2 separate regions of the Homo sapiens genome follow, and region 2 is linked to region 1. A link is an interaction called in ENCODE POLR2A ChIA-PET data of the cell type or tissue named here. Cell type or tissue: HepG2. All regions are shown on one strand. Each heading gives the region's core, and the rest is flanking DNA. Links, peaks and the distances in the headings are about the cores only.

Region 1 (5,369 bases), core at 66-5,065:
TATCTTCTGGGTGGATATATGGGCTGGTATCAGCCTATGCATAGACCCCATTTTATTATCTGCTCTCCTACTGATGGACACGTAGCCTGCTTCACAGTGTTATACGCAATGCAGTGATGAACATCCAATTGAGTGTCTTTCTATGCAGGTGGGCCCCCGTCACAGGTGCTGGGTGAGCTCAGATGAGGGTTTGGAGAAGGGTTTTGAGCCTTTGGGTGTTGACCTTTATCATCTCAGGATTTCAAATCCAGCCCTTTGCACCTGCTTCCCTTCATCTCCCATCTTTTCTTTGTTGTTGTTGTTGTTTGTTTATTTATTATTTTTTTTAAGATAAGAGTTTCTCTGTGTCGCCCAGGCTGGAGCACAGTGGTGCAATCTTGGCTCACTGCAACCTCTGTCTCCCAGGTTCAAGTGATTCTCCTGCCTCAGCCTCCCGAGTAGCTAGGATTACAGGCATGTGCCACCACACCGGGCTCATTTTGTATTTTTAGTAGAGACAGGGTTTCTCAGTGTTGGTCAGGCTGGTCTCGAACTCCCGACCTCAGGAGACCCTCCTGCCTTGGCCTCCCAAAGTACTGGGATTACAGGCTTGAGCCACTGTGCCCAGCTGTTTGCTTTTTTTTTTTTTTTTTTTTTTTTTTTAGATAGGGTTTCTGTTGCCCAGGCTGGAGTGTGGTGGTGCAACCTTGACTCATTGCAATCTCCGCCTCCCAGGTTCAAGTGATTCTCCTGCCTCAGCCTCCCGAGTAGCTGGGATTACAGGTGCCCAGCACCACGTCTAGCTAATTTTTGTATTTTTGGCAGAGATGGGGTTTTGTCATGTTGGGCAGGCTGGTCTCGAACTCCTTTCCTCAAGTGATCCGCCTGCCTCGGCCTCCCAAAGTGCTGGGATTACAGGCGAGAGCCACCGCGCCCGGCCCTCCCACGCTTTCTTCTCCATGTTCCTCTTTACGCTGCCCTCACCCCACTTCAGGACACTCTTACCAAAACTTGGCCCTGAGAACTGAATTGCCACAGTTTAGGGGCTCCTGTATCACTCTGGTCAAGTCCCTTCACCTCACTAAGCCTCAGTTTCCCCAGCTGTACAATACAGAAAAAAAATAGCTCATTCCTCACTAAGTCACTGGGAAGATTCAAAGAGATCCTGCATGGAAGGATAGTGATTTTAAAATAATTTAAGATTTTTTTTTCCATTCTTCCTTCTGATCCAGATCTCCACTCTGTCAGTTACTGGTTGGGTGACCTTAAGTGGCTGACTTAACCTTGCTGTGCCTCAGTTTCCTCACCTGTAAAAAGTGATAAAAGCATCCCCACTATGTCATAACTCATATTTCCCCCTACTATCTGGGTATCGTTAAAACAGCACAAGTGCTTAGGGTTTTTTTGTTTGTTTTTTTGTTTTTGTTGTTGTTGTTTTTTTGAGATGGAATTTTGCTCTTGTTGCCCAGGCTGGAGTGCAATGGCACAACCTCGGCTCACCGCAACCTCTGCCTCTCGGGTTCAAGTGATTCTCCTGCCTCAGCCTCCGGAGTAGCTGGGATTACAGGCATGTACCACCACACCCGGCTAATTTTTTGTATTTTTAGTAGAGATGGGGTTTCTCCATGTTGGTCAGGCTGGTCTCGAACTCCTGACCTCAGGTGATCCGTCCGCCTCGGCCTCCCAAAGTGCTGGGATTACAGGCATGAGCGACCACACCCGACCCACATGTGCTTAGTTTAGCAGTTCTTGGCACAAACTAGATGCTCAATAAATAATGGCCACTAGCTAGGCATGGTGGCACCTGCCTGTAATCCCAGCACTTTGGGAGGCAGAGGCGGGTGAATTGCTTGAGCTCAGGAGTTCAAGAGCAGCCTGGGCAACATAACGAGACCTTGTCTCTACAAAAAATAAAACTAAAAAATTAGCCAGGCATGGTGGCACCTGCCTGTGGTACCGGCTACTCGGGAGGCTGAGGTGGGAGGATCACCTGAGCCTGGGGAAGTTGAGACTGAAGTGAGCTGTGATCGCACCACTGCACTCCAGCCTGGGCAACAAAGAAAGACCTTGTCTCAAAAAATAAATAAAATTTAATTTAAAATTATTTTTAAAGCCAGGTACGGTGGCTCACACCTGTAATCCCAGCAATTTGGGAGGCCGAGGGAGGTGGATCACTTGGAGTCAGGAGTTCGAGACCAACCTGGCCAACATGGTGAAACCCTATCTCTACTAAAAATACAAAAATTAGTCGGGTGGTGGAGGGCGTCTGTAATCCCAGCTACTCCATAGACTGAGGCAGAAAATTGCTTGAATCCGGGAGGCAGAGGTTGCAGTGAACCAAGATTGCACCACTGCACTCCAGCCTGGGTGACATACTGAGACTCTGTCTCAAAAAATAAATTAATTAATTAATTTAATTTTTTTTTTTTGAGACAGAGTCTCACACTATTCCCCAGGGTTGGAGTGCAATGGCATAATCTCGGCTCACTGCAACCTCTGCCTCCCGGGTTCAAGTGATTCTCCTGCCTCAGCCTCCTGAGTAGCTGGGATTACAGATGCCCACCACCACGCCTGGCTTATTTTTTGTATTTTTTAGTAGAAACGGGGTTTCACTATGTTGGCCAGGCTGGTCTTGAACTCCTGACCCTGTGATCACCCCATCTCGGCCTCCCAAAGTGCTGAGATTACAGGCATGAGCCATTGCGCCCGGCCAATAAATTTAAATTTTAAAAAGTAAGGCCGGGCACGGTGGCTCACACCTGTAATCCCACCACTTTGGGAGGCCGAGATGGGCGGATCACGAGGTCAGGAGATCGAGACCATCCTGGCTAACACGGTGAAACCCCGTCTCCACTAAAAGTACAAAAAATTAGCTGGGCGTGGTGGCGGGCGCCTGTAGTCCCAGCTACTCGGGAGGCTGAGGCAGGAGAATGGCGTGAACCCGGGAGGCGGAGCTTGCAGTGAGCCGAGATCGCGCCACTGCCCTCCAGCCTGGGCGACAGAGCAAGGTTCCATCTCAAAAAAAAAAAAAAAAAAGTTGAAGGAAGGAAGGAGGGAAGGAAGGAAGGAATGAGAGAGAGGGAGGGAGGGAGAGAGGGAGGGAGGGAGGGACGGAAGGAAAGGAGAGGGAAGGAGGGAGGAAGGGAGGGAGAAAGGGAGGCAGCATATTTTTCCTTCCAGCAGAGGGGAAAAAACATGTTTCTCCTTCCCCTACAGCTGAAAAAAACAATTATTCTGCACCATGAAACTAGACTTGCAAATATTCTTTTATAGAAGAAGATTTGTATATTCTATACACCTGAACTTCACAGTCAGATGGTGTGTTCTGGTAAAGTAACTGTCAGTCTCTGAAATCTCTATAATTCTGCTTGATTTTCTTTATTTGTTGCCCTGGAAACACCATTGAAACTAAAATCTCTGTTTCTAAGAAAAGGCAGCAGGGCGCTGTGGCTCAAGCCTGTAATCCCAGCACTTTGGAAGGCTGAGGCAGGCAGATCACCTGAGGTCAGGAGTTCGAGACCAGCCTGACCAACATGGGGAAACACCATCTCTACTAAAAATACAAAATGAGCCGGGCATGGTGGCGGGCGCCTGTAATCCTAGCTACTCGGGAGGCTGAGGCAGGAGAATCACTTGAACCCGGGAGGCGGAGGCTGTGGTGAGCAGAGATCGCACCATTGCTCTCCAGCCTGGGCGACAGAGCGAGACTCTGTCTCAAAAAATAAAATAAAAAACTGCAAATACTTGTCAGTTTTGATTTCTAAGCCTCAGCTCTGTGGATATTTGGAGCCAGATTGTCCTCTTGGGTGGAGCCATCTGGGCACTGCAAGGTGCTGAGGAGTGTCTCAGGATCCTGCCTCCATGCCAGGATCACCCCCAGTTGTAACAACCAAAAATGTCTCCAGATGTTGCCAAATGTTTCCTGGAAGGACAGAATCACCCCAGTTGAGAACCACTGAATTCGATGATAAACACAGGCACATTTTTTGCCTATTTAAAGAGTCTGAAAGGCTCTGCTTCATTTAAATTAAGATTCCAAGCTGGATGCGGTGGCTCACGCCTGTAATCCCAGCACTTTGAGAGGCCAAGGCAGGGGAGTCACCTGAGGTCAGGAGTTCGAGACCAGCCTGGCCAAAATGGAGAATCCCTGTCTCTACTAAAAATACAAAAACTATTCAGGCATGGTGGTGCGTGCCTGTAATCCCAGCTACTCAGGAGGCTGAGGCAGGAGAATTACTTAAACCCGGGAGGTGGAGGCTGCAGTGAGCCGAGATCACACCATTGCACTCCAGCCTGGGCCACATAGCGAGACTCTCTCAAAAAAATAAAAATTAAAAATAAAAATAAATTAAGAAACTAGATACTGTCCTAATTACATTTTTATTCCTCCTCTGATCCTCCATGAGTAACTTAGAGAGAGTATATGATATCAATTCCTTTGATAGCGATGTGATTTATCACTCAGTATAAGGCCAAGCTTTGGAAATATTCCCTAAGCATTTAAAAATGCATCTATTTTTAATTATGGTAACATGTATAACATAAAATTTACCTGTAATCCCAGCACTTTGGGAGGCCAATGTGGGTGGATCGCCTGAGGTCAGAAGTTCGAGACCAGCCTGGCCAACATGGCGAAACCCCGTCTCTTCTAAAAATACAAAAATTTACCATTTTAACAATTTTAAGTGTACTCTTCACTGATATGAAGTATATTCACATTGTTGTGCAACCATTACCACCGTCCATCTCCAGAAAGTTTTTCATCTTGCAAAACTGAAACTCTGTGCTCATTAAACACTCACACTCACTCGCCATTCCCTCCTCCCCAGCCCCTGACACCCACCTTTCTCCTTTCTGTCTCTATAAATTTGCTCCATCATTTCCTCATATAAGTGGAATCATAACAGTATTTGCCCTTTTGCAGCTGGCTCATTTCATTTAGAATAATGTCTTCAAGTTTCATCCATGTTGTAGGATATATTAAAACTTCATTCTTCTTCAGGGCGGAATAATATTCCATTATATGGATATACCACATTTTGTTTATGCATTCATCCATCAGTAGACACTGGGGTTGCTTCTGTATCTTGGTTACTGTGAATACTACTCCTATGGCCACAGACGTAACAATATCTGTTCTCATCCCTGCTCTCAATTCTGTTGGGTATGTACATAGAAGTAGAATTGCTGGATCATAGTAATTCTATTCTAATGTTTGGAGGAAGTGCCATACTGTTTTCCATAGCAGCTGCACAATTTACATTCCTACCAGATCCTTAAGTGTTTCTTTTTTTTTTTTTTTTTTTTTTTTTTTGAGATGAAGTCTTGCTCTGTTGCCCAGGATGGAGTGCAATGGTGCCATCTCGGCTCACTGCAAACTCCGCCTCCTG
Region 2 (5,316 bases), core at 317-5,316, 100 kb after region 1:
TACAATCAACAGACTGTAATAGAAAACTGTCCCTGCTTCCAAATCAACAGTGGACCATTGTATGCATTGTCAGGTCTTTACATAAGAAGAGTGAAAGCTTTATTTGTAATTCTTTGTGGGGCAGGCGTGGTGGCTCACGCCTATTATCCCAGCACTTTGGGAGGCCGAGGCAGGCAGATCACGAGGTCAGGAGATCGAGACCATCCTGGCTAACACAGTGAAACTCCGTCTCTACTAAAAATACAAAAAAAATTAGCCGGGCGTGGTGGCAGGCGCCTGTAGTCCCAGCTACTCCAGAGGCTGAGGCAGGAGAATGGCATGAACCCGGGAGGCGGAGCTTGCAGTGAGCCGAGATCACACCACTGCACTCCAGCCTGGGTGACAGAGCGAGACTCCGTCTCAAAAAAAAAAAAAAAAAAACCACAAAAATTAGCTGGGCGTGGTGGCACATGCCTGTAGTCCCAGCTACTCTGTAGGCTGAGGCAGGAGAATTACTTGAACCAGGGAGGCAGAGGTTCCAGTGATCTGAGATTGTGCCACCACACTCCAGCCTGGGCAACAGAGTGAGACTTCAACTAAGAAAAAAAAAAAAAGAAAGAAAGAAACACAGAAGCAGTCCAAGCCTCTGATAAACTCCCTGAATAAATGCTTAAAAACTCCTAGTCTGTAAGAGAGTGTGCCTCTGACCTAACTCGGCTAGAAGCCCCTCTCAGGTTTATTTTCTCTAAAATAAACCTGTCCTTGACTGTTAAGCCACCTTTCATGTTTCTTTCCTCTTTCTTTAATTCTTACAGATGGTGGAGGATTGCTCAAGCCCAGGAATTTGAGACCAGCCTAGGCAACATAGCAAGACCTCATCTCTACAAAAAAATAAATAAAATTGCCAGGTGCAGTGGCTCACGCCTGTAATCCCAACACTTTGGGAGGCCAAGACAGGAGGATCCCTTGAGGTCAGGAGTTCAAGACCAGCGTGGGCAACATGAGGAGACCCCGTCTTTACAAAATTAAATTAAATTAAATTAAAAACAAGCCTCTAGAAGTTGGAAAAACAAGGAAAGCAATTATCCTCTAGAGCCTCCAGAAGGAAAGCAATCCTTCAGTCAACTTGATTTTAGCTTAGGGGAGCTCAGAACCCCAAGGGGGCCAGGCACGGTGGCTCACGTCTGTAATCCCATCACTTTGGGAGGCCAAGGCAGGCAGATCACTTGAGGTCAGGAGTTCGAGGCCAGCCTGGCCAACATGGCAAAACCCCAGCTCCACTAAAAATACAAAAAAAATAGCCAAGAGTGGTGGCCTGTACCTGTAATCCCAGCTACTCAGGGGGCTGAGGCAGGACAATCACTTAAACCCAAGAGGCAGAGGTTGCAGTGAGCCAAGACTGCGCCACTACACACCAGCCTGGGCAACTGATGAGAGTCTTTCTCAAAAAAAAAAAGAAAAAAGTAGGTGTGGACACAGAGCCAAACTATATTAATGACCTTCTTTGGAAATAGGGTCTTTGCAGATGTAATTATTTAAATTAAGATGAGGTCATATTGGAAGAGGATGGGCCCTGAATCCAGCATGACTGGTGTCCTTATAAAAAGGGGAGAGTTCGGGCCTGGTGCCTTACACCTGTAATCCTGGCACTTTGGGAGTCTGAGGCAGGAGCGTTGCTCGGAGTTCAAGACCAGCCTAGGCAACATAGCAAGACCCTGTCTCTACAAAAAAAACAATACATAAAAAGGAAGAAGAGGCCGGGCATAGAGGCTCATGCTTGTAATCCCAGCACTTCGGTAGGCCAAGGCAGGTGGATCGCTTGAGGTCAGGAGAAGTTCAAGACCAGCCTGGCCAACATGGTGAAACCCAGTCTCTATTAAAATAGAAAAATTAGCTGGGTGTGGTGGCATGTGCCTGTAATCCCAGCTATTCGGGAGACTGAGGCAGGAGAATTGATTGAACCCGGGAGGTGGAGGTTGCAGTGAGCCGAGATGGCGCCACTGCACTCCAGCCTGGGTGACAGAGTGAGACTCCTTCCATCTCAAAGAAAAAAACAGGAAGAAGAGACAAAGAAATGAAGTCACACAGAAAGAACACAGCCATGTGACCAACAGAGGCAGAGACTGGAGGATTGCTGGCAACCACCAGAACTTAGGAGGAGGCAACGAAGGCCTTCTCCCTGGAGCCTTTAGAATGAGCATGGCCCTGTCAAGACCTTGACTTTGGACTCTGGCCTGCAGAACCGAGCGAGAACAAAGCTCGTTTGCTTTAAGCCACCCACTTTACGGTACTTTCTTATGGCAGCCCTAGAAATCTATTAGGTTGAGGCAAAAGTTATTGCAGTTTTGCCATTAAAATGGCAACCCATGTCACCAGCAAGAGGCAAGAAGGAAATCAAAGTAGCTCTGGTGTCTCTCTGGAACTCTGTGGTCACACCTGAGTCTTTGCACAACTTCCTCTTCTCCACTCTCTAGCCTCTGTGGTCCAGCCCACCCACATTTCTGGGGAGACCTGATTGGCCCAGCTCAAGTCACGTGTCCAACCTGACCCAATCAGCTGGGACGAGAGAATTGAATCACCTGTTGCCAGGGGTCTTATTCAAAACAGGCAAACAACCCGCTACCAGACAGGCGGTGACCAATCAGATTTGACTAATCAGATTTGACACTGGCTCCTGGACCAGAATTGGGGGGAACCATCCTCCTCTCCCCACAAATCACATGTTAAGCCCTGGGTTGCAGAATCACAGGGCTATCTTAGCCAGCCAGAGGATGTGTCTAGTTATAGGGGTGGCCGTGAAAGATCTGTATGGTGGGGAAACTATGGGGCTGAAGAAACTGGCCAGCTCTGTAGAGCAGAGACGGACAGCGTGTGCTGGTAATTTAACAACCAACTCTCCAGAGGGAGGAAAAATGAGTGTTTATTATAAATTGTACTGGCATGTAAACAACCTTGGCAACATAGCAATACCGTCTCCGCAAAAAAATTAAAAAGTTAGCCAAGTGTGGTGGCACACAACTGTGGTCCCAGCTACTCGAGAGGCTGAGATGGGAGGATCACCTGAGCCTCGGGAGGTCGAGGCTGGAGGCTGCATTGACTCATGATTGCACCGCTGCATTCTAGCCTGGTTGACAGAACAAGACCATCTCAAAAAAAAGAAAGAAAGAAAAAAGCTAGCCCCCAAGTATCACACAGGAGGTGGAGGCTGGGGATGAGTCTTTAAATTCCTCACGTATTACCATAACTCAGATTTTCTTTCAGTCTATTTCTAGATGTTTCTATAGCCCCCTAGCCTGGGCACAATGCTGGCACATTACAGATGCTCAATACACACAAATAAGCAAATAAGTACAATGAATTAATAGAAAGGATGAATCCCAGTTGCTTGGGAGGCTGAGGCAGGAGGATCGTCTAAGTCCAGGAGTTCAAGACCAGCCTCGGCAATGTCGAAGACCCCCCCCCCCCCAAAACAACTCCTCTAAAAAAGTCCATTCACAAACTCAGGATCCTCTTTAAATAGAAATATATATATATATATAATATATATAATATATTATCTGAGCTCAGGCTCAGAATAAATATCAAGGTCCAACTTGGGGAAGGAGTGGGTGAGGAGGGTCCTCAAGGGGAGGTCAGCAGCAGGGACCCCTGCCAAGCCCCTTGAGGTAGAGAAAGCAGCAGGGACCCAGCACCAGGGGTCTCCATGAAGGATGGAGTAGGATTCGGACTCTGTCCAGGTGGGCTGCACCCAGGCTGGACGTTATTCCGACCTCGGTGAAGGGAGTCCGGCTGGGATTTCGGGGGTCACCCGGAAGAGTCCCAAGACTGTGGCGCCCTGGGTAAGCTGCCAGGCATGGCGTGCCCTGGCCTCAGTGTGAAGATGGACGCCCAGGCGCTGGCCGGCACTCAGGTGCAGCAAGCGGCCCTGGAAACCGAAGGCCGAGTTCCGAGCCTCGGAGGAGGCGGGTGGCAGGTCCACGGTCAAAGCCAGGGCGGCGGCCCCAGCAGCAGAGCGCAGTGGCTGCAGGTGCAGCGCAAGTGAAACGGAGCCTGAGCCCTCGCCGGCCACCACGCGCCGCAGCTCTAGTTGAAAGAAGACATAGTAGACTCCAGCCTTGGCCACCACCAGCTCCTTCGTGTCCTCTTTGTAGCTCAGGCCCCCCGTCAGGGACACGCCTGCCAGGCCTGGGTCACTGTACCAGCTCAGGGGCCCATCGATCAGCAGAACTGTGGGAGGAAAGCATGCACTTAGCTTAGCTGAGCATGTCCCAGCACAGCTGAGCGTGGCTGAGCACCGAACATGTCAGCGCAGCCCTGGGAGAAAAGAACGGGTCAGGGGCCGGGGGGCGGGGAATGGCGGGGCAGGGAGCGGGACAGGGGAGCAGAGCGGGGAGCCTGGGTGGGGGGGGCGTTGGGGGGGTGCTGATTGAAGAGAACTGAGGTTGTTGGGGGCGGGACTCTGAGCAGGGGTAGAGCTAGGGGAGGGAAAGACGGGGATAGAACAGAGGAAGGGAATCCAGGGAGAAGGACAAGAGTCGGGACAGGGCAAAACTCCAAGAGGTTGGGTGGGGAAGGAGTGATGCGGGTGCGGGGAAAGACATGCAGGAAGAGGAAGAGGGGGTGAAAAGCAAAAGGCCAGGCGAGTCTGGCTGGAAGAGGCCTCGGGGAGGGGTAAGGGGACTCCTGGAGAGGGCGGTGAGGGGGTTGGAGGGAGCAGCAGATCTCGGACAGGATGGAGATGGGGGGAGGAGAAGGGAGAGAAGGAAGGAAAGGGGAGAGGAGAGGTGGACAGGGAGCTAGGAGGGAGAGGGAAGACTGTTAGGAAAGGAGGAAGTTCTAGAGGAAGGATCCATCAGGGAATCAAGGGAACTTTAAGAGGGGTGGACAGGGGACCTGGTAAGAGAGGACTTCGAAGAAAGGCAAAGGGAGCAGGAAGGGGTGGGGGAGGGGTTAGGGAGAAGGAAGCACCAAGGAGAGAAGATGGCAGGGAGGGGAGTCTTAGGCAGGGGGAGGGAAGGGGGAAGGGGTCTCTGGAGGGGGAGAAGGGAGAAGGTGTCTCTGGAGGGGGAGGGGGAAGGGGGAAGGGGCCTCTGGAGGGGAAGGGGACTCTGGAGGGGGCAGGGAAGGGGGAAGGGGTCTCTGGAGGGAGAGGGAAGGGGGAAGGGGTCTCTGGAGAGGGAGGGGAAGGAGGAAGGGGTCTTTGGAGGGGGAGGGGGAAGGGGTCTCTGGAAGGGGAGGGAAGGGGAAAGGGGTCTCTGGAGGGGGAAGGAAGGGGGAAGGGGTCTTTGGAGGGGGAAGGGGTCTCTGGAGGGGAGAGGGAAGGGGGAAGGGGTTTCT

Evidence for each region. Peaks named below come from ENCODE experiments on the same cell type or tissue, not always from the same donor. Only the 100,000 strongest peaks of a DNase experiment are listed, where the experiment ranks them.
Region 2: POLR2A ChIA-PET joins it to region 1 with 5 read pairs; 12 of 35 experiments call an interaction of 5 or more read pairs at or near these places.

Annotation. Positions count from the first base shown.
Region 1 is chr19:6,634,131-6,639,499 of GRCh38, reverse strand. No RefSeq gene overlaps it. Among named protein-coding and RNA genes, the nearest start is that of TNFSF14, 33 kb to the left of the region's middle. In HepG2, for the core only: no CTCF peak of the experiment used is centred there; no DNase peak of the experiment used is centred there.
Region 2 is chr19:6,533,490-6,538,805 of GRCh38, reverse strand. It overlaps TNFSF9 (TNF superfamily member 9), which reads right to left. Exons shown (of 3, transcript NM_003811.4): 3 at 2,882-4,206. The coding sequence ends at 3,740. Among named protein-coding and RNA genes, the nearest start is that of TNFSF9, 5.1 kb to the right of the region's middle. RefSeq lists enhancers at 1,432-1,641, 1,952-2,051, 2,802-2,891, 3,752-3,941. In HepG2, for the core only: no CTCF peak of the experiment used is centred there; a DNase peak (open chromatin) is centred at 2,515.